Linked DNA regions of Mus musculus: all the other regions are linked to region 3. Evidence: chromatin loops called from intact Hi-C (ENCODE). Cell type or tissue: heart. All regions are shown on one strand. Links, peaks and the distances in the headings refer to the core of each region. The heading gives the core; the rest is flanking DNA. Region 1 overlaps Aknad1 (AKNA domain containing 1). Region 2 overlaps Gm36778 (a long non-coding RNA gene). Region 3 holds the start of Stxbp3 (syntaxin binding protein 3).

Region 1 (10,151 bases), core at 1,313-9,312, 69 kb after region 3:
GGTGCTAATGACGTCGATCTCAAGGGGCAGTTGTCTGTAAATGTGGCTTGGAGATTACTGGAAACAGAAACACACATCTAAAATGGATTCAGTTCTAGACCAGACTGCAGATCACCATCAGACGACTACACTGTCTCTCAGATGAGGAGCCCCGAGAGGCGGGTCCATCAGCTCCCTTTCCTGAAGGGTCTTTTTCAAGACTGAAGGAAAGTTGCTCTCTCATGGTATCTACACCCGTAAGACACTCCAGATCTCCTAAGGGAGTTCAGGATCACACGCCAGTGATTCTGTGGCAGTTCTCATATGTGGATTAGAAGTCCAGGTCTGGAATATGGTTCAGTAATAGGTCATTTGCCTTACCTGTGTGAGGCTCCAGGCTCCATTCCTAGTACCGTAGAAGGAAGAGAAGAAAGGAGGAGGGTATCAGGGGGATAGGAGAAAGGGGACGTAGAGGAGGAAGAGAGGCCGAAAGACCAAGAAGATAGTAAAGAAGCCCACTGTGGGCCTTCTGCAGGATCATAGTGGCTCACTTGACTTGTCACCTGGGGAGGTGGCAGAGGAGCCTGACTAAGTCACATAAGTGGCATCCTTTGGTCTCTGGCATTGGTAGTTGTGAAAAGTGAGAAACATTCTGCCTGATGCTCACCTCAGAGAGGAAGAATTCTAGAGGGATGGAGGAAAGGACCTCTCTGTCAGAGGAGTGGGCGTAGCTGGCTGCTGAATGAACCGGGATGTAGCTCCTCCCTGGCTCTCCTCCTCCCAGCATCCTCAGGCCTGGCTTTTAGTACTTATCACATTTGCTTTGAGCTTTCGTCTCTTGGGTCCAAGTCCTTTTCAATTAGGGACGTCTTGGGAGGGAGGTGCTGTGTCTCGGTCATCTTTATAAACAAATGTGGAGTTTCCATTTTTTCCCAACGATTGCAAATGTTTGCATTAGAAATTAACAACAGCATGCCTGAGGAATGTACTCTGGACAATGAGTGGGGAGAGTGATAGAGTCAGCCATTCGTTGGTTCGGAGTGTGTGCTTGCCGCAGACTTGACAGGTACAGCAGCTCTAACTTCAGAGCCTCCATGGCACCGATAGCAGTCACCAGTCCCCAGCCCCTGCTCAGCCTCTTTGCCACCCCCATGCAGACCTGAATTTGGAAGTGTCTCATAAGTGCAGGAGACCCAGGCAGCCTTCTAGAGAGGGCCGACAAATGCGGTTACTGACACAGACAGGGTTATACAGGAGATGTACTTACAAGATGCAGAGATTTTATTTTCATATAAGAAGTGAGGCTGGACAAAGATATATCCTCCACCATGATTTAAGTCATCTTGTCCTGGAGTGTTATATCTATAATAAAATTCTAAAAGGAAAAGATTGAAGATACAGTCTCTTCCCTGGGAAAGATGACTCTCTCTACCGACCCCTCCTGGAGTCAAGCCATCTCACCTTTTGGTGGGTCTTCCTCACAGACTCTCTGGGAGTTCTGAGTCTTGCTTCCGTAGGCTTCACATTTGTTACTCTGGAGCCCAGTACCAGGATCAGGACAAAAGTCGGGTCCTGGATCAGTACCTAAAAAGGTGCCCAGAGTGTAGGTTTGTTAAGCACAGTCATGCAAAGTATGGAGAGCAGAGCGCCGATGTGCTGGGCATACTGTGGCTTTGACCACGCCAAGGAAGACCAGGGTATTCAGAAGGGCAGGCCCAGGCAGGGGAGCGTGTAAGCATGAGTCACAGATGGGGTGAGTGTAAGACCTGGGGTTGAAACCTGCCTCTGCCACTTATTAGCTGTGTTGATTCTTTCATATCTTTTAACTATCTTATCTACCTATCTATCTATCTATCTACCTACCTACCTATCTACCTATCTTCTATTTATTTATCGAAGCAGGCTCTCCCTACATAGCTCTGGATGCCCCAAAACTCACTCTGTAGACCAGGCTAGCCTCAAACTCACATAGATCCCTTTGTCTTCTGAGTGCTGGGATTAAACGTGTGCACCACCACACCCAGCCAGTACTCTCTTTGAAAGATGGCACCTAGGCTAGGGTTTGACAGTAGAACATTTGCCTGGCATACATAATGCCCTGGGTTCCATCTCACCACTACAGGGGAAAGGAAGGTGTTGGTCTGAACCCTCGAGTATGGGTTTGTGTCTAACAAAATGAAGCCACAATGATAGTCTAATACCCTTCCCCCTCCCTCATCCTTGCTTGTGAGGAAGCTGTCTGTCAGATATCAGTGACAAGCAGAATGGCCTGTTAGAGGCTCCATTGAGTCTCCCTATCAAAGACCATGTGAGCCAGATCCTCTGGTCTCTAGTGAAACCTTCAGGCAATCTCAGCCCTGACAGATATCCTTCTAGGGAACTCTGCACCTGAACCCTTCACTTGTTCCCAAATACCAGAGCCACAGAAATTGCCAGGTAATGCTGGTTACTATTTTGAGTCATTAGGTTCTGGGGTACATTGTTATCAAGTGGGAGGGGACACCAGGTCTTTGAACCAGTTAATTTCTCTGAGTTGTATTTCCTTACCCGTAAAATAAATATAATTCCCATCTTACAAAGGTATTGTAATAATGAAAAGATACTATGTCGATGCTCCTTGCCTTAACATTGAGGGCTCTAGGGGATGGAGAGCTAATTCAGAAGTTAAGAGCATTCGTTGTTCTCACGGAAGGGCGTTGGTTCCCAGATCCAAATGGGCGCTCAACACAGTCTGTTACTCCAGTTCCAGGGGATCCGATGCCCTCTCCTGGCTTCCACTACTGTGAGATATGCATGTGCTGTGCATATACACACAGTCAAACATACACTTAAAAACTAGTAAGTCAGGCATGCTGGTGCATGCTTTTATTCTCAGCACTTGGGAGGCAGAGGTAGACAGATCTCTGTGAGTTAGAGGCCAACCTGGTCTACATAGTGAATTCCAGGATAGTCAGAGCTATGTAGACCAGCTCAAATAAATACATCTTTTTAAAAAATGTGTTTTTTATCTTTTTATATGGTTTTTATCTACTATATATAAGAACATAAGTCATTTTATGTACCATAAAAAAAATTCTCCCAGAGGCACACATGGCTGCTAAAGCCCATAATAATACCACTTGGGAGGCAAAGGCAGGAGGCTCAGGAGTCCAAGGCTGACCTCATCTGCACAGAAAGTTTGAGGCCAGCCTGGGCCACATGAGGCCTTGTCTCAAAATTAAAAAAAAAAAAAAAAAAAAAAAAAAAAAGAAGCCTTCCCCAGTATGAAATCACCATAGAATATTTAGTCCCAGCTACAGATAGACAGACTCGGAAAGGTATCTTAGTATGTAACGTGTAAAACAGATCAGGATCCAGATCTTCCTCAGGCTAAATGATCAGTTCTGAGGATTTTTAAAGTTTAAATTGAGACATTACAAATACTTTATTGTTTCATTTAAAAATAACAAGGGCTGGGGATGTGGGTCAGTAGCGGAGCACCCACTTAGCATGTGTGAAGCCCCGAAGTCAAACCTCTGCACCATCAGTGACAGCAGCAAGAAGTGGACAGTGCCACCTGCCTGTCATCCTAACTGCCTACAGCATAGGTAACATGGCAAGACATCCCCTTTGAAAAAGAAATATAAGTAATGAGTTCATCTTAACACAGTCTTATATTTTCAGAAAAAAAAGTTCCAAAAATGAAACCCAAAGCTAATGAGAAGTGTCGTTATTTTATGCTTTGGTAACTATCACACACACACACACATACACACACACACACACACACAAGTATACACTCAGGTGTTCATGGAGGGCCAGAACAGGGCTTTCGATTTCGGTTGAGCCTCCCAAACTTGAGTTCTGGGAACTGAACCCTGGTCCTCTGCAAGGCCAATAAGCATTCCTCACTGCTGAGACATCTTTCCAGTCCTCCAAAGCTCTTATTTGAAAGTATACCATCCCCAGAGAGGTCAATTCAGAACCAAGTGGGATCTAACAAGATGCTGAGTGCCCGCAAGGCTCTGGACACAGGGAGCATGCGCATAAGCATGCTGTGTCATCTCTGGCTTGCACCTCCAGCTCAGCTATGAGGAACCGATGCTGGCAAGTGCAGGAGCTGCCTAAGCAGGCAGGCCTCTGGGTCACCTCTCTATCACCCGCAGCGGTTTGGCCAGGGTACGCTCCTCAGCTTTAAACTGTCTACAGAGAGAGGTTCTCATGAGTCTCACGTACTCACGCCCTCTTTGCCTGCTCCCACCCACAGCTCCCTCTGCCTCTGTGCGATGCATGGGGATGAGTCAGCTGCGCCTTCCACAAGCCTGGTAACTTACCCGGTGCAGTTATGAGTCCGGCTCAGAGCGCAAGTTGCCGGGCATAACTAGAAGCATGTACTGGTACTTTACTCTGCTTAACCACTCCTTAAACAACCCATTACTAGTTCTTCATGTTTTGAGAAAGGGAAACAAACATCATCCTAGTCAAATGTCATGCTATCGCAATGGCAGATGGCAAGCCGGGACTCACAGTGAGGGATCACTAACAACTATGTACACCCAACCCCTCCAACTTACCGAGAGCCGAGTCTTGGGGCAGTGTTTTTTCATGGATGCTACTGGAAAACTTCCCACAGTTAGTTCTTCTGTGGCCCCTTTTCTCCATTTTCTGTTTCCTTAAAAAAGAAAAAAAATAATGTCTCAAAAATTTAGCACTAGTGTGGGAAAAATGAAGACTTAAATTTCCCTGGTATTCTCCAGGCTGGTGAGGTAGTTCAGTGGATAAGGTTGCTTGCCACCAAGCCTGATGGCTTAGGTTTGATCCTCAGAGCCTACATCATGTAGGTAGACAACTGACATCTACAAGTTGACCTCTACCCTCCACATATAGGGCTTGGTACATGCACACACACACAAAAATAACAAGAATTATAATTATAATTGTTATAATTCTGTACTACAAATTCTTTTTTTCTTCATAATACCATATCACAATTTTGTGTGTGTGTGTGTGTGTGTGTGTGTGTGTGTGTGTGTTGTGGATTTTTGGTTGGTTGGTTGCTTTTATTATTTTCAGGCAAGATCTCACACTAATCCAAGCTGGTCTGTAACAGCAATTCTCCTGCCTCCAACCTTCGGTACTGGGACTTCAGGTCAAGCCATCTCAGAACAATTCTTGTTTAGGGAAGAAGGCACACTATACATTAGCACTGGTACACATCGCTCTAAGTACATGCTAAACAGAGTCCAGCAAAGTGGATTTTGTGGCTGGGAGCCTGGAGTTCACTTAATAGCATATAGCCACCAGGGGGCATCAGAAAGACACAACTACTATCAGGAGACTTCTCTGGCCTGTGTAGTTTCAGCCTCCGCACAGATTCTAACTCCTCCAAAAGAATTTTAATTAATTACAGCTCTTAACAACTCTCTTGCTCAGCCCCGGGATACACTAACAGTCCCTGGAGGAGAGTGCATGTTCTTGTGTGAAAGGCATGGAGTCTAGGACATCCTGAGACAGATGGGACAGGTTTGCCCATGGCTGGTTGAAGAACTTGGCAGCATTGCTGAGCAAACATATTTCCCTCCCTCCAGCTGTGCCTGAGACTGATGGTCATGGAGAGAGGACCCCATTTGGGGTTGGAAGCCAGGCTCTTTCCAGCCCTTTCCAGCCCTTCCCTACTCTTGGAAAAACATGTCCTCCTCCTGAGTCATATATTTCCTCACACCTCATTCTGTCTCCACCCTCTGCCTCCGAGGCCTGTGAACATCTGCTCTCTGAGTGGAAAGCTTGGATATGGTTCAAGTGAGTTCAGGCCAACGCATCGATTACATTTCTCTGCCACTCTTAGACTTCTCTCCTCACTCAGATCTGGCCAAACAGAAGAGCCAAGAGCAATTCTACAGGAGGCGGCCATTTTCCAGGGAGACAAAACCGGTAACGTTTACTCTCCAATCCCAAGGCCTGCATCAGAGACAGAGCTCGGGATGTGCATTGATATATCCCATCAGAGTGTTTGCATTTAGGCAAGGCACATCATAAAGACTACAACCTGCTGACGACAGTAAATGGGGACTTAGATGAAGACTGCACAGCGAATAATGCCTCGGGACTATTACGGAGGTTATGATTCCAGTTCCCAAGTCATATTGTACCCAGTAACTTCCCACAGCGAAGTCACGAAGTCTCGGGTGTGATTTTACTTTCCTCCCTCCCCCCTCCCCTGCCCCCCTTTTAAACACTCACTCTGGAACACTAGCCCCAGCAGAGGCTGATATATTTTTGTTTTTGGACTTAAACTAGGAATTTGGAAAAGAAACAATTGATATTTTACACTTAATCAATTTTTTTTTTTAATTTTTGAGTCAGAGTCTCATCCTGGAACTATGTAGACCAAGCTGGCCTCTAACTCATAGAGATCTCCCTGCCTCTCCTAGGATTAAAGGTGTGTCACCACGCCCAGCAATCAAAGTCTTTTATAAATGTCAAAATATTTCATTAGGCCTAATAAAAATCTTTTTTTAAAGATTCTCAAATCTGGATTGCTAGTTAATTCAATCCACTAAAAAAAAAAAAAAAAAAAAAAAAAAAAAAAAAAAACAATCCCAAGCCTGGGCTGCCCAGGTGAGTAAACTCAGTGGTACCCTGTGTTTAAGGGATCGATCAGAGCTGCAGTGGGACCAAAGGCTGGAAGCTCTCGCTAGTCCATGCCAGGCAATTCATAGGGCTTTGGAGCCCAACCCCACGCTCTCTCTTTCTCTAGGGACAGAAACTTAATAAAGCACTCATGACAGGTCACTCCCATGGGACAGGTCACTCCCACGGAGGCTGGCTCTCTTAACAGGAAGCTACAGTCCTCCAGACCTCACCATCTACTCCTATCAGAGGATGTACTTAAACAGTGGTTGCAAACAGTTCCTCCCTCCCTGACTCTTGACCTTTCCAGGTAAAGCAGCTGAGGTAAAGCACTAGGAAGTGGTGCCTCTCCTAACTGATAGGAGCTACAAACAAATGTCCCGCAACCACCTCGGAAGCCAGCTGTTGTTTCAAGGGGTGTTTCAAAGCGGTACTGACTTCTCTTTAGGGTTTTATAGCTTACAGCTTGTTAATGCCAGAGGATTTTTGATTTTTTCCTTATGAATTCAAAGATCTGTCTAGAGAAGAGGAATGGAGCTTGCTTTCGATGAGACCCAGTAGGAAAGACTCTGTGTGTGTGTGTGTGTGTGTGTGTGTGTGTGTGTGTGTGTGTGTGTGTGTGATGAAGGAGTATGTCAATGCACACACTGACCGACAGAGGCGACTGCTGTTTACCTTATTGCCTTGAGACAGGGTTCCCTGATGAACTGGAAGGCTGACCGGCCTCCTTCTGGGGTAGGGCTATAGCTCTGTGGCAGAACCCTTGCATAGCATGGATTTGTTTGATCCTTGCAACAAAAGAAAATCCCTACAACACCCCAAATCTGTTCATCCTGGGGTGAAGGGTGGAGGACTTGGAAAGTGAGCTCAGTGTGGGCTCTGCTTCCTGTCTGGAAGAGCTGCCTGGCAGTTGTCTCTGGTCCTGATGTGGCCAGGTCATCCAGGTCTGACCTCATCCTGAGCTGTGTGTGCTTTGTGGCCCAGGAGAATCTTAACAGTGCCGGAGGAAAGCAGGCCTTTACAAAGATGGTGGCATACCATCCCCACTGTGCTTCCTGATGCCCACTCCTTGGTGGGTGGGGCTTCTTGAGGATGGGTAGGAGGCCGTGGTGGGTTCATAATTCCAGTGAGAGTGGATGCTAGCTATGCCAAGCCATTGGTTAGCTACTGAGGCCTGCATCAAGGGACTGGGCTCCCTCACCATGAAAATCTGCCATTGCTGGTTCTTTACTGCAGAGAGCATCAACATCCTTGCAGTTTTGAAAATAACGAACACGACTCACCCCGCCTACCATGCCAGAGTTGCTAGGAGGGGCTAGTTCGGTAGGAGCCATGCTTTAAAGTGTCCCAGGTGATTCTGATGAGCATTGCCCTAAGGAGGCGTACCCCTCAGCACCTGCAACATGCTCTTCAGTTGAACATTGCCCATCGTGGGTATTTCTGCTCACACTGAAGACTTGATCTCACTTGCACTGCTATCCATGGTGAGCAACAGTCTTTCCCGGGCTGGGGAGATGGCTCGGATGGTAAGAATACTTCTTGTACAAGCATGAGGGTCTGAGTTCGAGTCCCCAAACAAACTCCTACCAAATGCACGGCATGGCTGCAGAGGTCTGTATCCCTAGCATTTACAGGCGTGTGTGTGTGTGTGTGTGTGTGTGTGTGTGTGTCACATGCCACAGTGCATGTGTCGAGGTCTGAAGACAAGGTGCAAGTGTCCCAACCCACCCACTTTCCACCTTGCAGAGACAGGTCTCTCTTGTTTCTGTGGATGCCCTGTGTAGTCCAGGCTAGCCACCCTACCCAGGCCACTCTCCTGTCCCTACCTCCCATCTCTCTGAAGGAAAGCCATGACATCTGAGGTTTCACATGGGCTCCAGGGGTCAAATTTGAGTGGCCAGGTTTACATAATTAGCATGTTTACCTACTGAGCTATCTTCCAGCCTCTAGAAGATTAAGTTTTAAACCAATCTGACCACTGGCTACTCCAGTGATCAAGAGCTGATTTTTGTTTGTTTGTTTGTTTGTTTGTTTGTTTTCCAAAGAAATTTATCCATCATGAATTAATACAAGATCTGGGGGCTACTTGTATCATAAATGCTGGAAACGCACGGAAACACTGTTAACACATACAACGGCACAGCAGTTTGACTGCCATGTAGTTTGACCGTGGCCTTATCCTTTCATGTAAACAGAACATCAATGTCCCTTTTCCACCACTATAAACAATGCTGGCCCAAGCCTTACTGGCCATGTAGGTTTTTCCACATTCTGAATTACTTCCTGAGGAAACATCTGGGCCAAAGGTTTTGAGTGTGTTTGTGTGATGACACATTTTGCCAGACAGCTTTCTGCACGTTTCTCGATTGGCTTACACAGCTGCCAACGATGTGGGTGACTCAACTAGACCACACGGTTCTCGCACCAAGAATTATCACTCAAAAATGTTTTCGCTCACCTAACGTGTGTGTGGGCGGGGGAGTCATGTTGCTTAGCATCTTTTCTAGAACCAAAGGAGGTGAATACTTCGCTTATGGTCATATTTTGGTTTTCTTTCCTACTTACAACTTTTTAGTTCACATCCTATTTGCTCATTCAATTTTTTTTTTTTTTTGAAGGGCTTCAGTGTTGTCATTTTTTCTTTGGTGGAGACAGCTACAGTGTTTGATTTCCCACTGTGTTCCCGATGCTTCTCATACAGCCTTCTCTGTGACTCTCTGTGACTCTGGACTCCAGCTCTAATGGTAAATACAACTAACACAGAGACTGTCACAAAGTCAGTCACAGAGGGCAAAGCTGCTGACCCTATAGTGCGTGACTCATGAGCACGTGCTCTTGACCCCAGTTGTGCTTTCTTTGTCAGAGCGCTGAACAGAATAAAGATTTCCACACCAGCATTACACACGGTTCCTATTTTCTTAACTATCTGCCTTTTAAAACACTATCAGTAGCTGAGGTTTCGGTGTTACGAATGTAGGTACAGGGTTGGTGTCCAAGAGAAAGTGTGAATAGCCAATAAACAAATGGACACTGGTGAACTTCACAAACAGTCAAAAAATGAACAGGGAGATGCCAGGTTTTATGTCCCAGCTTGGCAAAGGTTGGGAGGAAAAGACAATTGGATGGACTGAGGTAGGAAAGCGGGCATTCCTGTGTAGGGGTGAGTCCTGCACACTGGAGCTACTTACTTCATGAGAAGGTTCTGTGTGCACCCTCCCTACAACACTAAGATGTGATTCTAAGATATATATATATATATATATATATATATATATATATATATATTATAAAGCTGGGTAGCCCATGAAGAGCAAGCCAGTAAGCAGCATTCCTCCCTTGTCTCTGCGTTTGTTCCTGCCCTGACTTCCCTCAATGATGGACTGCAGCCTGTGAAGTGAAACAAACCCTCTCCTTCTCCCGTTGCTTCTGATCATGGGGTCTTTATCACAGCAATAGACACCCAATCATGATACAAATCCAGGAATTTCCAATTCATTCACAAGGAAATAACCCCTAGACCTTTGCTACTCAAATGGTCATCCCCAGGTGGGAACCAGCAACAG
Region 2 (10,151 bases), core at 1,150-9,149, 220 kb before region 3:
ATAACCCAGCTGTGTCAAGTTGACACAAAACTAGCCAGTACACCATGGAAGGAGTTACAGAGACAAAGTTTGGAGCTGAGATATAAGGAAGGCCCATCCAGAGACTGCCTCACCCAGGGATCCATCCCATAATTAGCCACCAAACACAGACACTATTGCATATACCAACAAGATTTTGCTGACAGGACCCTGATATAGCTGTCTCTTGTGAGGCTATGCCAGTGCCTGGCAAATACAGAAGTGGATGCTCACAGTCATCTATTGGATGAAACACAGGGCCCCCAATGGAGAGGCTAGAGAAAGTACCCAAGGAGCTGAAGGGGTCTGTAACCCTATAGGTGGAACAACAATATGAACTAACCAGTACCCCCCAGAGCTCGTGTCTCTAGCTGCATATGTAGCAGAACATGGCCTAGTCAGCCATCACTGGAAGGAGAAGCCCTTGCTCTTGCAAATATTATATGCCCCAGTACAGGGGATGCCAGGGTCAGGAAGCGGGAGTGGGTGGATTGGAGAGCAGGGCAGGGAGAGGGTATAGGGGACTTTAGGGATAGCATTTGAAATGTAAATGAAGAAAATATCTAATAAAAATTGTTTTAAAAAATGGGGTGCAAAGACAGAGAATTCTCAACACAGGACTCTCGAATAGCTGAGAAGCACTTAAAGAAATGTTCAAAATCCTTAGTTACCAGGGAATGCAAATCCAAACAACTCTGAGGTTCCATCTCACACCCATCAGAATAGCTAAGAACAAATACTCAAGTGACAGCAAATGCTGGCAAGGATATAGATTAAAGGGAACACTCCTCCATTACTGGTGGGAATGCAAACTTGTACAACCACTTTGGAAATCAATTTGGAAATTTCTCAGAAAACTGGGGATAGTTCTACCACAAGACCCAGCCATACCACTCCTGGCCATACACCCAAAAGATGCCCTACCATATCACAGGGACACTTGTACAACTATGTTCATAGAAGCTTTATTGTAATCACCAGAAACTTGAAACAAACCAGATGTCCCTCAACTGAAGAATGGATAAAAAAAAAATTGTGGTACATCTACACAATGGGATACTATTCAGCTATTAAAAACAAAGACATTAATTTTGTAGATAAATGGATGGAACTTTATAATAAACCCAGACCCAAAAGAACATGCATGGACTGACTTATAACTGGGTATTAGCCATAAAATACAGGATGCCCATGCTATACTCCACAGACCCAAAGAAGCTAAACAAGAAGGAAGGCCCAAGCAAGGATGCTTGGATCTCACATAGAAGGGGGAATAAAATAGTCATAAGATGCAGAGGGAGGGAGGGTTCTGGGTGGGAGAGGGAGTTTGGGGAAGGGAATGGGGGCATTCAGGATTGGGTATGGGAAAGGACAGGAGAGATAGCCATGAGAGATAGAAATCTGCAACTGGGGGTGGGGAGGTGGGGTTCATATCAAGGACATGCCAGAGATCTGGGGATAGGGGAAGTGCCCAAGAATCAATGGGGGTGACCTAAGCTGTGACTCACAGCATTGGGGATATAGAACCTGAAGAGGCCACCTCTTGTAGCCAGGAAGGAACCCCAATGGAGCGATAAGGACACCAACCCACGCACAAAACTTTCAACCCAAAATTTATCCTGTTTACAAGAAATACAGAGATTAGGGTTGGAGCAGAGACTGAGGGAATGTCCAAGTATCTGGCCCAACTAGAGACCCAGCCCATGGGCAAAAACCAATCCCTGGCACTATTAATGATACTCTGTTATGTTTGCAGACAGAAGCCTAGCGTGGCCATCTGCTAAGAGGCTCCACCCAGTAGCTGACTCAGAAGGATGCAGAGACCCACAGACAAAGAGTGGATGCAGCTTGTAGACTCTTATGGAAGAGCTGGGGAAAGGACTAGGGGCCCCGAAGGGGATTGGAACTCCATAGGAAGACCAACAGAGTCAACTAACCTGGACCCTTTTGGGGCTCTCAGAGACTGAGCCAGCAACCAAAGAGCATACACAGCTCAACCTAGGGTCCTCCCCCCACCCCAGCATATATGTAGCAGATGTGCAGCTCAGTCTTCATGTGGATCCCAAACTAGAGTGAGGCCTATCCCAAAAGCTGTTGCCTGTCTATGGGGTATGTTCTTCTATCTGGGCTCCCCTATCTGGCCTCAGAGGGAGAGGATGTGCCTAGCCCAGCAGAAACCTGATGTTGGGGCAGGGGTTGGGGTGCAGGAATCCAGTGGGGGTTTCTACCCTCTCAGAGAAGAAGGGGAGGAGAAGGGAGAGGAATTGTGGGAGAGAGTGAGTAGAAGGAGAGCAGTGATAGAGATATAAAGTGAATTTTTAAAAAAAATGTAGAACTCTTGCTCCTCCAACACCATGTCTGCCTGCACAGTACCATGCTTCCTGCCGTGATGATAATGGACTAAATCTCTGAACCTGTAAGCCAGCCCCCAATTAAATGTTTGCCTTTATAAGAGTTGCCTTGGTCATGATTTCTCTTCATAGCAATGAAACACTAAGAAACTAAGAGCCATCTTTTTCTATATATTAGTATTTAATGAATGTTACTTTTATATAATTGTGCCTACCAACTACCTGGATATAATTATAAGTCTCACAATTTAACAGAGAAGTAGAGAAACATGACAAATATCCTAACATCTGACTTAGATTTCATATACGTACACAATGTTCACATTTCCTCCTAATCCCCTTGACTTCTTTCCAGATCAATTCCCTCTCTTTCTTTCATTATTATTATTATTACGCATATAGAATGAGTTATGTATAAACACCACCAGATGAGTCCATTTAGTGCTGCTTATATGGACACAATTTTTAGAGCTAAGCACTTAGTATTGGATAACCAATCGGGGGCGCATCCTTGGGGAAGGCTGGTTCTTTCCTGTCGGCAGTCATTAATTGCCTCCAGATCTTCCTCTAGGAGTTGAGTCTTGTGCGATCTCCATCAGCCATCGTTGCATGTCAGCTGACCATGCCATCGCTCAAGTCTCAGTTAAACTGCGGTGTTGTTGAGAGTTTGTGGGCACAGCTTCCCTGTTACACATGGAAGACACAGCTTTACAGCAGATGAGCTACACATACATTTAAACGTATACAGTTTTGGGATAAGCATAAATATGTTGCCCTACATTATGTTCAAACCTCCCTAGTGTTGTTTATCCCTCCTCCCTCCCTTCCACACAGTATTGCCCTTCCTCATCTTAATCAGTGCCTCACCCACCCCTTCACTCCATGACCCTGCTCCCATTTCTTTACCCATTTGACAAAACCATACCCTTGGTTCTCCATATTTATTGAGAATTCATTGTCATTGTCTATAGACACTCTTCCAGTATAACCAAAGAGCAGGTGCAAGGCCCAGTAAGAGCTTGTGAATATGGTAGAAGATAGAAATGATTCCAGTGGCTTCTATTCTTTCAGAGAAGAATAAAGTACAGAAAAGAACATCAGAAGGATGGAAATCAAGGACCAGAAGTTTGAAGACAGAAGAATCCAGAGGCAGTTATTATGCAGAGTGAGAAGGCTATGGTACAAAAGAAACCAGGTAAAATTCCAGCCACTGGGAGCACTAATTTGTGGTAGTGGACTGATAGGTCATCGGTTTTCAGAACACTAAGTAGCTCAGATTTGAGCATGTGCCCATCAGTATATAGAGGTCATGGACCACTATACCAGGAGCTTCTGTCAGAAATGCGAGTGCCGGCTCCACGTTGCTGTGAGATGCACTCACCCTAGTCTACTCCATGGAGGTTCTGCGCCTACTTGTTCTACTTGGATCACGTGATGGAACCGTACATCAGTTGTTTGTCCGATCAGCCACGTGACCAGTATGTAGTCCAGCCTGTACAGGTGATGTATTTGGATTGTCGTCGTCATTCGCCTACAGACTCAAAACATAATCATTTTAAAGCACCTTGGGAGTGTGTAGAGTGTAACTATCATAGCTTTATGATCCTGATGATGCTTTTTTTTAAAATATAAAAGATGGATCTTCTGTGTTACAATCACAAAATTAAAACCAGTACTTAAAAGTGGAGAAGTATTAAAATAATATGGACAAATAGAAACAAAAGGGACAGTACATCAGGAGGACACAGGACCATGGTGACAACGGAAGGGTCACTTCAGCCCTAGACCTGAACAAATGGCCGTGTGACAGATAGGCTCAGACTTTAAACCCCTGGTATTTTCTGTCTCCCATGGATGAACCCAAATATAACCAAGAAAAATCTCCATTATTAATACACACCCCTCCAGAATGACAGAAAAGCACAAAAGTTAGATTACAGTCAATGTGACTGTTAATTACAAATGTGAAATTGCTCAAATAACTATAGTGTTTTTAATGGAATTAGTATGTCATAAATATGTTTCATTGACTTTTATGAATGCATAAACAGCTTTTGATGGAAAATGAGAACAATAAGTTGAGAAATTGCCTCAGAATTTAATTAATCTGGCTTTTAAAAAAAAGCACTATATAAGCAGAATGCTGTTGATAGGTATAAGAAGAATAAACAAGGGCCCCTAACATTATGGAGACAACAGAGATGCTATTTTGTGTATGCTTCGTTGAAGTATTATTTATTTTGTTTGTGAACAGATTCTATAGATTTAGCAAATGAACAATCTTGTTTTTTAATTTTATTGCACTGTGGAAACAATTTAGGGCCGAGTAGACTAGGTGTAATTTTGTATCTTGGACACCAGAGGGCACCAAAGCAACAGAACGACAACTTAAGGATTCCTCTGTGGGCCACCACAGACGTTTTTCTATAACTATAATTCATTCAATGACTTTCCCCTCAGAATCAATGGCATAGCTTAGCTATAACTATAGAAAGTATGTAAAGCTGTTCTGATTAAGATGCACCCACGATTTGCCAACGTAAATTTTAAAGTAATTTTTATTATTGTTTTATTAATTTTTTAATATTTTCTCTCTATGTTGTAATATCATGAAAATTGATCCAACCAAGAAAATGCATTGATCAGTTTTCTCACAAATGTGATAGTTTATTCGTTTTACTGCCATCTTTCCAAGTTAATGATCAAGTTAAAGCCAGAGTTAGGAACATCAAGCCAACTACAGTGGCTGAAAGACTAAAATCCCCAGGTTTTTTCTCTGTGAGCAGTGGATCTCCACAACGTGGAAAGTGATAAGCCTTACTTGTATAGGTTCCTTTGGCTGTCTTTCATACAGAGAATACCCACATGGTCTTAAGGTTTCATCTGTAGCAAAGTGCTGTGTGTTAACCGATTGTACTGAGGGAGAAAAAAGAAGCTTTCCTTCTGTCGTTTAAACTTGTTGTGCAAGCCCCGCTCTCGTTCACCGTCACTTGGGAAGTGTGTCTACTGCGGTCATTTGTGGTGTACCCAGTTGACCCTGAGTTTATGGATATTCAGAGAAAGAGTTGGGGTTTTTTGTTTTGTTTTGTTTTTTTGTTATTGTTTGGTTTTTTGGTTTGGGTTTGGGTTTTTGGGGTTTTTTGGTTTGGTTTGGGGGTGGGGGGTTGTTTAAGTTTGAGCTAAGGCAGTTTTCTCAGGCTGCTACAGTAAATTACCAGAAACAGGTGATTTAAGACAACAGAAATGTACTCTGAGTTCGGGAGGCCAGAAGATCAAAATCTAAGCAGTGGGGGTGTGGGGGAGAGGGACTTGTAAGGGTGGGACTTGGGGCGGAGCTGTGATTGGGATATAAAGAGAATTTTTTTAAATGTCATTGAAAAAAAAATCAAGGCAATCAGAATCTCTGAGGGAGAATGTCACCCCAGACTTTCTGGTTTCCCACAGTTGAGGTAAATTCTGGCTGCCCTTGGGTTATAGCTGCCTTACTCTGAGCTTTGCCTCCGGTGCCCTGTGTGTCGCTCTCCTCTGAAGACCTCTGAATACTTTCATCGCTGGATTTAGCGCTCATACAAATACACTGCCACCTCATCCTAATTACTCCTTCGAAGCCCTATTTTCAGATAAGATTAAATCCTAGGGTTTCAGGTAGACATGAATATTGAGGAAACTCATTATTTAGTCCAGCACAAGAAGTAAGACTCTTTTTATCCCTCTGAAGAAATAATGAAAGAGAAAACTAATGCTGGCCTCGATGGAAGTAGTGTGGACAGCCGAGTGTTTTATTTTCAGAATAGATGCAACATATACTCAAATAAATGGATTTTTAATTTTTATTTACTTATTTATTTATTGAGACAAGGTCTTCACTGTGCAGCTCTAGCTAATGTGAAACTCACTGTTTAGACCAGGCTGGCCCTAAATTCATAGAGTTCTTCCTGTGTCTGCCCCAAGTGATGGAATAAAAGCCATTTGCCACCACACTCAATCAGACTCAATTTTATTTTAAATTCTTATGTTTATATTATTTATTGCCTGTTCTGCAGAGGTTTTCAAGTATCTTATAAAATAACTAATATATAACTGTATACAATATAAAATGAATGCTATTCATTGTCTACAATTAGTGTGTACTTTTTATTAGCTCTGGAGGATCAATGATGATTCAGCTAGAAAGGAAGATACAACAAAATCCTTACAATATGCAGAGTTCCATAAAAATTCACCTTCACCTTATTAAAAGGCTGGCAGGGAGTGCCTCAAGAAGTCTTCCAGTGATTGTGTGTTTTACTCTGTTTTATAAGCTATGAATAAATAGACCAATAGTTACAATTTATAACGCACACTGAGTTGAGAATAACCCCAACTGGTGGCCCTAAGTAAGACTCCTAGCAGCAAGAGATATGGAGCCTGAAGTGGTCACCTCCTAAAGCCAAGCAAAACTTCCAGTGGAGGGAGGGGGCCATCAAACCACCCACAAAACCTTCAACCCAAAATCTGCCCTGCCTACAAGATACCCAGGGATAAAGATGGAGCAGAGATTTAGGGAATGTCCAACCAATGACTGGCCCGACTTGAGATCCAACCCATGGGAGAGAGCCAACCAACCCCTGACACTATTAGTGATACTCTGCTGTGCTTGCAGACAGGAGCCCAGCATAACAGTCATCTAACAGCTTCATTCAGCAGTTGATGGAAACAGATGCAGAGACCCACAGCCATACATTAGGCGGAGCTCGCTCGGGAGTCTTGTGGAAGGACTAAGGGAGCCAGAAAGGTCAAGGACACCATAAGAAGAGTCAAATAACCTGAGCCCCCTGGGATTCACAGAGACTGAACCACCAGCCAAAAACCATGCACGGGATTGACCTAGGTTCCCTACATATATGGAGCAGATGTGTGGCTTAATCTTTGTGTGGGTCCCTAACAACCAGAAAGGACACTGTCTCGGACTTAGGCTGTTTTGCCTGCCTTTGGATCCCTTTTCCCTAGCTAGGCTGCTTTGTCAGGCCTCGAGGGGGAGGGGGGGTGTGCTTACTCCTGATGCCACTTGATGTGCCAGGTTGGGTTGGTGTTGGGTGGGGGGACTGGGAGGGGAGGAGGAAGGGGTTGCAATCAGGGTGTAAACTGAATTAACTAATTAATGAATGAAAAAAAAAGAAAAGAAAAGAACCCCAAGTAACCACAACATACATTCCTTGACCCTTCACCTGTAGAAAACTCCACTAGCCCGTCCTCACTTAAGAATTTTATAGAAATGGAGTTTGGGAGCGAAGTTCTAATCTAATTCTTATTCATATTACCCTAGAAACATTTTCACAATTTTTAGTTTGAGTAGAGCCAGGACATGAGAATACAGAAGAGAGGGAAAATGCAGTCATGAGTCACTTAATGAAATGGAAAGTTTCCATAAAACATCAAAGTGTTCTCACAAAAACCTACACTATAGTCGGCAACAGGTCCAGGCTGCTGCATTTAGCCGTATTTAGTGTGTGAGGTCTGTCTGCTGTTAAGCAAAACACTGTTCTGCCACACGATTCTAAAGTCAGTTTTCTAAATCTCGTTTTCATAAAAGAAAGCAATGCACCACCTCCTGGACACAGCCGAGGTTTTTATAAGCAATGAATTGTTTTTCAACATATCACCGAGTGACAAAGATCACGCCACATCTTCTCTAGATTCCTAAAATAATTGCAACAACAGGGAGCTGTTTGCCAACTGTTTTGTTCAAATGAGGACCAGAGTGGCAAAGCCCAACTTAGCTGAGGCGTTTTCAGGAACAGGGAGAGCTAAGCCAAGGACTAGCCAACGCATTCACAACAGTAACTTTTTAAGTAGCTGAGCCGGCTCTGGCCAGTGTCCTCCCATCATCCCAGCTCCTGGAAAGGCTGAGGCGAGAAGAAAACGGAAAGAGGAAAGGGGGGTAAAGGATGGAGAGGTGAAGAGAAACTGACTATCCTCAATGAAAACTTAGAAGTACCGAGAGCAGGTGTCTCAGGTAAATCTCTCCCTGTCCTTGCATTCCGGACTCCTAACGCTATCCCTGCACTGATATCCCTGCCACCACCACCACTAAGCTAACTGCTCCGGGATTCCACAGCACAGACAACCAATGAGTGAGACTCTGTGAATGCAGAGCCTAGCGCTCCCCCGAGGGCCTGTATTCCTCATTCTTTAGCCCTGAGACAGACCAGGAGAGGACCTTCATTCCGTGGCCTTGGTCACAGACACGGGTAACATCTTACTACATGGAATGCTAGTAGACGTGATGTGTGATGTGTGACATTTATTGAGAAAGCAAGGGTGGAGCCAGTGAAGTAATTCTGGGCTAGAACCCATAGCCTGTACAGTACTATGTTCAGTCCCCGATATAAGAAAAGGAAGGGAGGGAGGGAGAGAAGGAGGGAGGGAGGGAGGAAGGGAGGGAGGGAGGGAGGGAGGGAGGGAGGGAGGGAGGGAGGGAGGGAGGGAGGGAGGGAGGATGGGAGGGGAGGGGAGGTAGAAAGGGAGGGGAGGGAGGGGAGGAGGAGGAGGGAGAGAGGGAAGGAGGGAGCAAAGAAGGAAGCAAGGATTCTTTTAACACTCAGTTTACTTTTTGACAAGCCAGAAGTAGAAGGCACCAAGGCCCACGGAGATGCTAGTGGTGCCAGTGGGAGAAGCCTGGGTCTCTGAATGTCAGAAAGCACCTGCCGAGTGGGAACACTTACATTAGACTCTGATGTGGAAGAGAGAAAAGCACGTGTATTTTAAAAGCCACTGAAACTTGGAGGTTTACCTGGGTCATTGGCATGATCATGATGACGCTTCCTGTGTGTAGGCAGTTCCTATGGATAGTTCTCCCACTGCCTGCGAGTAAACAAACCTGTAAATACAATAGTCAGAAACTCCTAAAAGCTGTCAGGATCAGTTCTGCTCTTACATATGATCACAATGAGATCTCAGAAAAGAAAGCAAGCAAAGGAGAGAATCCAAGATAAACAGTCCAATCCAGAGACAAACGAGGTCTTCCATAGAATCAGAAATAAATAAATAAATAAATAGATAAATAAATAAATAAATAAATAAATAAGTGGAGCAGACAGCTTTAATCTCAGCACTCAGGAGGCAGGGGCAGGTGGATGGATATCTTGGGTTAAGGTCAACCTTAAGTAAATAAATATAAAAATAAGCATTAAAAATATTCAACAGATGCATATAGAGAAAGTTATGAAGGTATTTCTGTCCACAAAACTAGACTGAAGTAACCCTGGGCCTCGCCCTGACCTTCCACATACATTAGAACAAAAATCCAGAGAAAGAATCCGTGGAGAGGCTGGAGAGATGGCTCCACCTCTCTTCCAGAGGATCGAGGATTTGACTCCCAGCACCCACATGTCAGCTCACAACTGCCTGGAACTCCAGTCCCAGGGGGTGCAACGCCCTCTTCTGTCCTCTCCAGGTTCTGCATTTACCCAGTGCACTGACATGCATGCAGGCAAACATCCACCCATATCAGAAAGAGAAAAGGTTTAGAAACTTTAAGGAATTTTAGAACTTTAATTTAATTTTTGGAAATTAAGCATGTAGTTGCTAGAAATTTTAAAGCCTAAGGAAGACATAAAACTAGTCTAGTCTGTGCCCCTCCCCCAGAATATAAAGCAAAAAATACAGCCATGAAACATCAGAGAAGAGTTTTTAAAAACACAGAATATTTAGTAAGTAGAATAGAAAAGAAAAATTCAGGATGAAATAGCTTTGGGGATGGGTCTTTTAAGAATTTTTAAATTTTCTATTTATTTATAGGAG
Region 3 (9,892 bases), core at 1,893-9,892:
GCAAATCCCCAGTACCAAGTAACAAGTTAGGGAGTTCCTGGGAACTGTTAGATATTTCTGTCTTAGGATACGTGGGTTTGCTGATATTGCCAAATCCTTGTGTTCTGCTACAGCTGGGGCAACACCCCTTTGGAATGGACTGAGGAACATGAACAGGCCTTTAAGAACTTAAAAGAGACTCTTGTACAGACTACTACTATAACTCTCCCTGATGTCTCTAAGCTCTTTCATCTTTACATCCATGAAAGAAAAGGCACTGCCAAGGGACTAGACCCTGGGTCTCTGGGAAAGGCCAATGGCTTATGTCTCAAAGAGACTGGATCCTGTAGCCTTGGGATGTTTAAGAGCCATCACAGTTACTGAAATTCTTGCAAAAGAAGCTGACCAATTCACAGTGGGACAGACTCTAGCTGTAACAGCTTTGCACATTGTGGAAACCTTGTGGAGGGATACTGTACTGGCTGGTTTTGTGTGTCAACTTGACACAAGCTGAAGTTATCACAGAGAAAGGAGACTTCCTTGAGGAAATGCCTCCATGAGATCCAGCTGTAAGGCATTTTCCCGATTAGTTATCAAGGGTGGAGGGCACATGGTGGGTGGTGCCATCTCTGGGCTAATAGTCCTGGATTCTATAAGAAAGCAAGCTGAGCAAGCCAGGGGAAGCAAGCTTCTGATTCCACTTCTGCCTCCAAGTTCCTCCCCTGTGTGAGTTCCTGTCCTGACTTCTTTTGATGATGAACAGCAGTGTGGAAGTATAAGCTGAATAAATCCTCTCCTTCCCAACTTGCTTCTTGGTCATGATATTTGTGTAGGAATAGAAACCCTGCCTAAAACAGATGCCATCAACCGGTGGATGTCAAGTGCTGGCTTGACTCAGCACCAGGCCCTTCTTTTACACAAGGAAAGACTGACCTTTGATACATCTGTGGCCATCAATTCCAGCATTCCGCTGCCAGAAGACAGATGACCCTGGGGAGTCCATCCATGACTACCTGGAGATGCTGGATGTCATCCAAGATACCGGACCCGACCTGGCAGACATCCTACTCACCACCAGAGATTTGGATCTCTACACAGCTTCATTCAAGAAGGTATCTGGGGACAGTGGTGGTCACGGGCTGGAAGGAGGTAAGTCATTGGGCACAAGCCTTGCCCAGGGTCACATCCATGCAGAAAGCAGATATAATCACTCTAAACTAGGCTTTAAGATGGGCAGAAGGAAAAAAAAACGGTGAATATCTACACAGACAGCCAACATGCTTTTGTCATGGCTCATGTTCATGAACAGATATACAAACAGAGGAGTTTACTCACCTCAGAGAAAAAGACTACTAAAAATAAACATGAAATTGTCCAGTTGCTGGAGGCTATCTGGCTGCCAGCTGAGCTTGCTGTAATACACGGGCCAGGACACCAAAAAGACAAATGCTCCCAAACTCAAGGTAACAGCTATGCAGATCAAAGACCAAACTCCAGACCATCCTGGAACTATCTGCCGTCACGGGACCCCGCCTCTGCCTCCAGGAAGATGTTCTTGAGTACAATCCAGAAGAGATCAAGCCATATCCTAACTTGGGGGCTCAGGGGAGCCACAAAAGATGGTGACCTTGACAGATGAAAGATTCTGCATGCCGAAGGTGCTGGGTCAAAACTAGCTAAAGCTTTGCCTCACTCCATGCGCTTGTCTCCTAAGAAGATTTCAGAGCTCGTCTCCCCTCCTGTCTGGATTCTTGGACACTGAGAAAAACTTCAGAGCATTCCAGATCAATGCCTGACCTGCGTCCAGGCAAATGCAAAGAAGGACATGCTTCTCCCAGAACAATGGAGTCAAGAAAATGTACCAGGTGAATTTTGGGAATTGGACTTGACTGAAGTCAAGCCAGGACTCTATGTCTACAAATATCTGCTGGTCTTTGTCAACATCTTCATAGGCTGAGTAGAGACCTTTCCATCGCTAATACAAAGAACCCAGATGGTAGCTCAGAATATTTTTTCTTTTTCTTTGTTTTTTCCTCTCTTTTCTTTCTTCCCTTCCTCCCCATCCCCCTTTTCTGTTTTTGTTTTGTTTTGTGTTTTGTTTTTGAGACAGGGTTTCTCTGTGTAGCACTTGATGTCCTGGAACTTCCTCTGTAGACCAGGCTGGCCTCAAGCTCACAGAAATCTATCTGCCTCTGCTTCTAGAGTGCTGAGATTAAAAGTATGTACCACCACCAACTGGCTAAGAAATTAAAAATGGAAATTATTCCCAGATTTGGCCTCCCTATATTTCTGGGGTCTGACAATGGCCAGCCTTCACAGCCAAGCTATTTACTTAATTGCTCTGTAAGAATCATAACATTAATTAGAAACTTCACTGTATGTATCATCTTTGGAGATCAGGAAAGGTAGAGATGGTGAATAGAACTTTAAAGAAAATTTTAACTAAATATACATTCAAGATTGGTGGTAACTGAGTTGACTTTGTCATATTCCTATCTCAGAGTCTGATGTATCCTATACCAAGAAACGTTCATCCCATATAATTTAGTCTATGGACAACTACCTCTTGTGATCCCTTGGGTACATGCCTCTGTTATCAAATTGTCCCTCTTCAATCTCTGAGTCCTCAAAAGGATTGCAGCTAATCTTAAATAAGATTTTCCTTCAGGTTCAGGCTGTTCAACCTGGTGGGTACCACACACCTGACAACCCATTCCAGCCCAGAGATGCTATATTGGTCCACTATTTCAAAATCGACAACTTGAACATAGATGGAAAGGCCCTTACCTTGTAATTCTCCAGGCGCCTATTGCTGGGTTCCTCTCTGATTCGTCCCTCACACCTCAAGAAGGCACCTGAGGGACCTGTGGAGGAGGACAGACCCCTAGAGGTAAAATGTGACTGAAAAGGGACTATTAAAAAAATCAAACGCCGAGCGTGGTGGCGCACGCCTTTAATCCCAGCACTCGGGAGGCAGAGGCAGGCGGATTTCTGAGTTCGAGGTCAGCCTGGTCTACAAAGTGAGTTCCAGGACAGCCAGGGCTATACAGAGAAACCCTGTCTCGAAAAACAAAACAAAAAAAAAAATCAAACATTTGGACTGGAGAGATGGTTCAGTGGTTAAGAGCACTGACTGCTCTTCCAAAGGTCCTGAGTTCAATTCCCAGCAACCACATGGTGGCTCACAACCATCTGTAATGGGATTTGATGTCCTCTTCTAGTGTGTCTGAAGACAGCTATAGAGTACTCATATAAATGAAATAAGTAAATCTTTAAAAAGAAATCAAACTTTCTAAGGTTTGACCATCTAACATAACTTTAAATGTTGTGATCTTGCTGTTGGAATCTATACCATGATTGTCCTATGGCTAACGGTTTTGCCGTCTTATTTTCAAGCTTTGCAAACAGAATCTAAACGCATCTTGAAGGGGGAAATAAAGGCAATCCTATTATAGGGAACACCCTGATACTGTCTTGTTATGAAAACGATTGCTTTTATCCACCATGGATGGAGGATTCTAGAGATGACCTATTCTAACTGACCAATCCCAAAGTAATAATACAGACTTTAGCATAATCAAATATTCTCTAAAGGGGTCTAATAGTGGAAATCACAGGTGTGCTAAAATAAGAAGCAGAAAGGAAGACTCATCAATCACCTCGATTGAACTTAGCATACCCAAAGGAACCCTGTGTGTAACTAATAGTTTGGGGTATAACCTCTGGCTCCATCTACCACCAGATAGATAGTCAACAAGGAAACTCTGTGTCAGAAAAGATCCCTCTTACCTGTTACTTAAATGTAATCTTGGTTGTCAGCAATTTACCGAAATGTGCTGTTTTAGTATCTCTGATTCTTCTCATACTATTGACAAGTATTGATGGAGAAATAAATAAACAAAATCTTTCAAACAAATGTTGACCGACAACATGGCTAAGATGGCTCTCCCCTTCTTTGGCCTGCTAATGTTTCTACTGGCTACCATAATTGGGCCCTGCATCCACCAAACAAGGCTAGAATCATTGCCACTTGACAACATTATTAAAGACAGTCCCCTATCAAGGATTTGAGAAGGACACAAAGGTCAAGGGGAGAATGAGAAACCTGCCTGACTCCATTTTTAAGGTAGGAGACATTTTGTTGTATTGTTAAACACAAAGTTTCGTTTATTGTAAGAGTTGAGTTTCTGTTTTTAAGTTTCTGTTTCTTGGAACCTGCCCTGCACCACCCTGTGACCATGACTTGTTTTTGAGAACACTTTGACCCTCCCTTATCACTAAGTACTTGGTTTTTGTCCTTTTGAAATTTTCCTATACTTCCCAACTGCCCTGTTGTCTTGCTTCTGTAACACTGTTTTGCAACTACTTGTTATTTTGCTCCTTAAAAGGGACTCTCAGCACTTCTCTCTCTAACCCCTAATTGGCCAGGTCTCTGGTGCTCCTGGATATAATAAAGCTTGCTTCAATTTTAGCTCTAAAATTATGGTAGTGGTCTTACTCCTGCCTTGTGGAATTAACAATTCTAGGAATCGTGCTCTATAACTTAAAATGTAAAATTCTTCATAGGAATAAGAGGGTCTCTCATTTCTTAGACTTTTCTGAAACTCTATCACAGTTCTGGGAACACTGGTGGTTACCTTACAGCTTAAATAATCAATGATCTTCAAAAATTATTAAAATGAAGTTGAGAGGGATAGACTTCCCATATGGCGGTTGAACAGGCTTCTGAACAGTATAGTTTGAATTGCTTTGCTGAATGAAACATTATTTTGTAAAGCATAAAGTCTCCGTATTGGGGATGGCAGGATGTGTCTTGACAACTTAGGTTCCATCCCAAGACCCACACTGTGGAAGATGAGGTCTTCTGACCTTCACCTGCGAGCCTTGGTATGCACACATGCATACATACACACAGATAAATGTAAAATAAAAAAGACCCGGTATGTATAAATTCATAATTGTATAAATTGTGTTAGTTCACATATTTGCTTTCTGATGCCAAATTGGACACTGAGATATGGGTTATAGTAGGCTTCCGCTAGGGGGCGCCAGACAGTGCACAGAAGTCTGACCACACTACGCAGCCGCAGTCCAGGCACAGGCGGGACACGCCCTAGTTGATGCGCGTGACGTCACCTGAGGGCGCGGCCCGCGGAGGGGGCGGAGCCTCCCCACCGCGAGGGGAAGGGCCCGCCCCCGAGCGCAGCTTTCAGGGCCAAAGTAGGTTGCGAGTGGGAGGCGGTGGCTGTAGCTCCACGGCTGGGGGAAGATGGCGCCGCCGGTATCGGAGCGGGGACTGAAGAGCGTCGTGTGGCGGAGTGAGTGCGGAGGGGTCAGGGATGAGGCCGGGAAGGGTCGGCTGTACGGGGGTCTTCTTTCCCGCTGCAGCTCTGCAGCCTCTCTGGGAGCTGCATGGGCACTTGTTGCTTTGGGACCAAGTCCCTGGCTTGACTCCTTCCGGCTTGCCCAGAGTCGGGTTTCGTGCCAGCACCAGGGATGGGCGGGGTGGCCAGACGCGGCCTTCTCCGCGGCTTTGGCCAACTCTCACCCCGGTGAGGTTCTTCCGCAAAGCCCCACCCTTGGGCGACCTGACTCGGGCCGACTTTCCCTCCCAAGTCCCTGTGCTGTCCCGGGACAGCTCTTCCCATTGCACCCCCCTCGCCACACCAGGCACGGACGTCTCTCCATCCGACACAGTCTGAGCTCTGTGTTACTACTCTGTCCCGCCCTCGTCCCCGTGTTTTCAGAAGCCGCTTGGTGTCCCATATTCATGTTAGCACCGAGGGTTTTTACTACCATCCTTTTCAGTGTCTTGTCCTTTAAAAAGTGCAGGCGTAGCTTTTCAAGAGCGCCTTCTGCCACTGTTCCAAGAGAATATGACTTGCTTTAAAAAAAAAAAAAAAGAGTTCTTGAGAAAGCAACAGCGGACTGTTAAAGTTTTATCTAGTATCCGGTCCCTGCATAGTCTGCTCCTTGTGTTACAATTGGTCTTCTTGTTGGTTCGACCAACTTTAATGACTTTTATTAAAATGACACCAAACCTAGGTCTGCCAGGTTAGAAGAGCAATGAAAGCAGCAAACCGGAAGGACCTTCCTTGTTTGGCATCTCTGGGTTCTAAGTAATTATAGTCTAGTAGTAGAAAAGGAATAACGTCTTATTAGTGTTTCTTACTCCGACTTGGGGAACAAGGAACAGAATAGGAATTAGCCAACAGAATTCTGCCTTCAAGAATTCCTTGTATAAAATTAAAATCCAAAACAGTACAGGCATGGTGTTTACCATATAGAAGGTACTAAATAGATAAGTAGACTTTGTGAAATACAAAATTATCCTTTCATATTTATTATTTTCAAATTTATCCTTTCTGGGGGCCTGCAAGGTGGCTGAGTGGGTAAAGGTGCTTGCTGTCAAGCCCAAGGACACGAATTGCATCCCCAGGGACCCACGTGATGTAAGGAAAGCACTGACTTAGGCAGATTGTCTATATTGACTCTCATACGAAAGTGGGTGACAAATTGTGCTGAAGAAATTACTTCTGAGTTATAATGGCACCTTATATCAGGGCTTATGAGAAAAAGATACCGTTATGCTAGTAACGCCAGTATCAATAGCATGAAGATAACAGGCTTTCCCTGTTCTTGTTAACTTAGGGTAACACCAGGCTCACCACATGGAGAGTAGAATATAGATAGGCAGGCTGGATGAAAGGAAAAAGATGTAAGGCTGTAAAATAGTCTTAGGACCGCCTGTAACTCGAAACACACAACCAAAAGACAAGAATAGCCCAAAACATATACACATTAAGGGGCTGAAGAAATGGCTTAGCTGAAAAAATAAGAATAGGTCACCTTTCCACAGACTGACGCATGGCGTAACAGTGCACATACAAAGGAATACATGTCTTTTTTTTTTTTTTCAGTAAACGTAAGTACAATGCTGATATATTTTATGCTACTGCATCTTGGAAACACGCTAAAGAAAAAGCCAGTCACAAAGGGCATAGTATGACACCATTCATGAGAAAAACATCCAGGACAAGCAAATCTAGAGAAACAGGAACTCCTTCCTGTGTCCCAGCCTGGAGAGATGGGATTAAAGGGATGGGGTTTCTCTTTTGGTTTTTGTTACTGTTGTTTTGCTTTGGTTTTTGGGTTTTTTGAGACACCTTCTTGCTGTGTATCCTGGGTTGTCTTTAAGCTATGTAGTCTGGGCTGGCCTTGAACTCATAGAGCACCTGCCTCTGCCTCCTGAGTCCTGGAATGTGCCACCACACAGAGCTTTGTTACGTGTTTGAAACAGGGTCTTGTGTACCTTAGGTGGCCTCACACTCAACTTTGTAGCCAAGGATGACCTTAAACTTCCGATTTCTCTGTCTTCACCTCCTGAGTGATACAATCCTGGGTAAATCCCACCATATCTGGTTTTATACAGTTGTACTCAGAGCCTTTTGCATGCTAGGTGAACAGTCTGCCAGCTGAGCTGTGAACACCCCCAGCCCCAGGGAATGAGGCTTCTTTTTAAAGTAGTGTTAATGTTCTCAAAACAGTTGTGGTGATGTAGTAATGGATGCGTGACAGAACATACATACTGGAAACCTTTAGAGTATATACTTTTGAGTGAGAGAGTTCTGTAGTTTGACATTTTTATTTTGATAATGCTATTAAAATGAAACCTGACAAGAGCTATTAAATCTAGACCTAAGGGTCAAGCCTGGTGGCTTGTGCCCATAATCCCAGCACTTGGAGGTAGAGGTACAACTATCAGTTCAGCTTCATAGTGAGTTTAAAGCCAGTCTGAACTTGGAGGCCTTGTCTCAAATAAATAAAATCTATACCGAAGATGTACACCTAGCATAGAAAGAGTTAATGTTTGACCTGTCTGTGGCTTAAATTTTAAACCTTCGTTTAGGATCTTATTTTATACACATCATATTGCATCAGCCTCGAAATGAACCTCAGAGCTCTCTCCTTCTCTTTCCTTCCAGTCCATCCAGCAGATAGCTGCCAGGATAATCTCTTCTAATAACTGCCTTGAAGACCTGCAGAGGCACCCAGTGCACTATTGACTATTACCTAGCTCTAGTTTCCATTGTATAATATTGATTTCCCCCCGAGCCTCAACTGACTATTCCCTCTGCAGTGTCTTATCTTCCCATCTTATCTTGATGGCCCATTCCTCTGTCTTTTGATCCCTTTTCCCTGACTTTTTCCCTACTCAAATTTTAGTTTAGACAGGCTGGCTTTCTTTCACGCACCCTCCTCTGTTTTAGTGTTTAATTTGCCTTTCTTACTGCCTAAGAGCGGTCCCTTTTGCTTTGCTTTTTTGTTTGTTTCCTTTTGTTCTGTTTTCAGACAAGTCTTCCTTTTTAAGCCCAGGCTGGCCTAGAATTTGTAGTAGCCCTCCTGCCCTCTGGATGGTGAGGTTATAGGCATGAGCCTCCATTTACAGTCAGGAGTTTCTTGAGAAGCTTTGAGATGGTAGGTCCACTGTTTTGTCTTACAAGCTTTTAAATGTATGTGTGCATACCCAGATGCATGCTTGCAAAGGCCAGAGGTTGGTGTCGGAGATGAAGTCTCTCACTGAACCTGGAGTCCCCGTGGCTAGGCTGGCTGGTGAGCTCTGAGTCTTCAGCTGTGCGCCACCAGACCTGTCTTGTATGTGTGCTTGGATCCAAACCCGGGTCCTCACGCTCTTGGTAGGCAATGTTAGCTGAGCCTCTCATTCACCTCCTAGGACTGTAAGTTCTTACAGGCCCCAGTGATAGGTAGTGATTTTTTTTTTAATTTTAAATTATTTTACAATTCGTTTCATAAATTTTCTCCATTCCATAAAAGACCCCATTTGTGCAGCACTGAATTCCTATAGGAGAGTTCCCAGTGCCCTGCAAGCATTCAAGTGGGATCTAATAGAACAAGAAGAAAACAAAGAGTAAGCACCGCCATCCCAGCTTGTGATACACAGGAAGAGAGGCCACCCTAAACAGGTGGATCAGGAAACGTTTATCTGATTAGGTGACACATCTCAGACCTAAAACACAAGAGGGAATCCACTATTAGGAACTACCTTAACCCCTCTAAACAAAAAACTGAGAGGATGAAGTTCAGTAGATAAGGGGCCTGTCTCAAGCGTGAGGACCTAAGTTTGAATCTCCAATACTCACGTAAAAGTCAGGCATGGCAGTGTGGTCTAGTCAAGTAGATGATCTTGTTCAGTGAGATCAGTTTGTTCAGTCCTGTGTTGGAAACTAAGGCTGAGAATGATGGAGGAAGACACTCAGGTTGACTTCTAACCTCCTTGCACATGTGCACACACCCACAGGAATTCTTACATACACCACATGTAATGCAAGGCATTTGTTACAAAGGATACAGGGTACTGGACCAAAAGGTAGGTTGGAGCCAGTTGTTAAATGGTTTAGATATTCCCTGTGCAATAGAGAATCATTCAAGATGACTTTCCCCCTTCTTCTCAAATAGCAACACAGGCATGTTTGCAGTCTCTTAATGCTAAAAGGAAAACATTTCTTGGTCCTATTTTTAGGAGAAATTTAGTTAGGTGTAATGGTAAGTTATACTAATGTTTAGTGTACACTTAGATAGTAATTTTGTTCACATAACTACCACCCAATCAATCTATAAAATGTTTCTAAGCACTCTTTGGTTTCCCAGCACAGACCCACTCTTCCCCCACAAATGAACACTTCTGACTTACATTATCATCCAGTGATTTGTGTTTTTACCTGTACACTCATGTTTCAGAGAGCATCCTTGAAACTGTTCAATAGATTTTCATATGTGGACATGGACTGTTTTTGCTTTGGTATTTGTATTTGCTGTTGGTGTGTGGGTGTGGGTGGGTGCTGTGTGTGTTGTGTGTGTTTTGTGTGTGTGTATGTGTGTGTGTGTTGTGGGC

What was found. Hi-C counts contacts between places; a loop is a spot of excess contacts. Peaks named below come from ENCODE experiments on the same cell type or tissue, not always from the same donor. Only the 100,000 strongest peaks of a DNase experiment are listed, where the experiment ranks them.
Region 1: it touches region 3 in a loop (5-fold over the local background); 2 of 42 quality-filtered maps call a loop at or near these places.
Region 2: it touches region 3 in a loop (4-fold over the local background); 11 of 42 quality-filtered maps call a loop at or near these places.

Annotation. Positions count from the first base shown.
Region 1 is chr3:108,766,389-108,776,539 of GRCm38, reverse strand. It overlaps Aknad1 (AKNA domain containing 1), which reads right to left. Exons shown (of 12, transcript NM_177859.3): 7 at 4,533-4,630; 8 at 1,441-1,563; 9 at 1,247-1,354. Among named protein-coding and RNA genes, the nearest start is that of Aknad1, 32 kb to the right of the region's middle. In heart, for the core only: CTCF peaks have their summits at 3,524 and 5,251 (motif pointing right); DNase peaks (open chromatin) are centred at 4,159 and 5,439.
Region 2 is chr3:109,057,787-109,067,937 of GRCm38, reverse strand. It overlaps Gm36778 (a long non-coding RNA gene), which reads right to left. Exons shown (of 4, transcript XR_375965.2): 2 at 9,142-9,212; 3 at 3,751-3,900; 4 at 2,585-3,053. Among named protein-coding and RNA genes, the nearest start is that of Gm36778, 7.2 kb to the right of the region's middle. In heart, for the core only: a CTCF peak has its summit at 4,724 (motif pointing right); no DNase peak of the experiment used is centred there; H3K27me3 peaks cover 362 bases.
Region 3 is chr3:108,835,825-108,845,716 of GRCm38, reverse strand. Stxbp3 (syntaxin binding protein 3) reads left to right here and starts at 5,215. Exons shown (of 19, transcript NM_011504.1): 1 at 5,215-5,297. The coding sequence starts at 5,249. In heart, for the core only: a CTCF peak has its summit at 5,020 (motif pointing right); a DNase peak (open chromatin) is centred at 5,136; H3K4me3 peaks cover 1,722 bases; H3K27ac peaks cover 968 bases.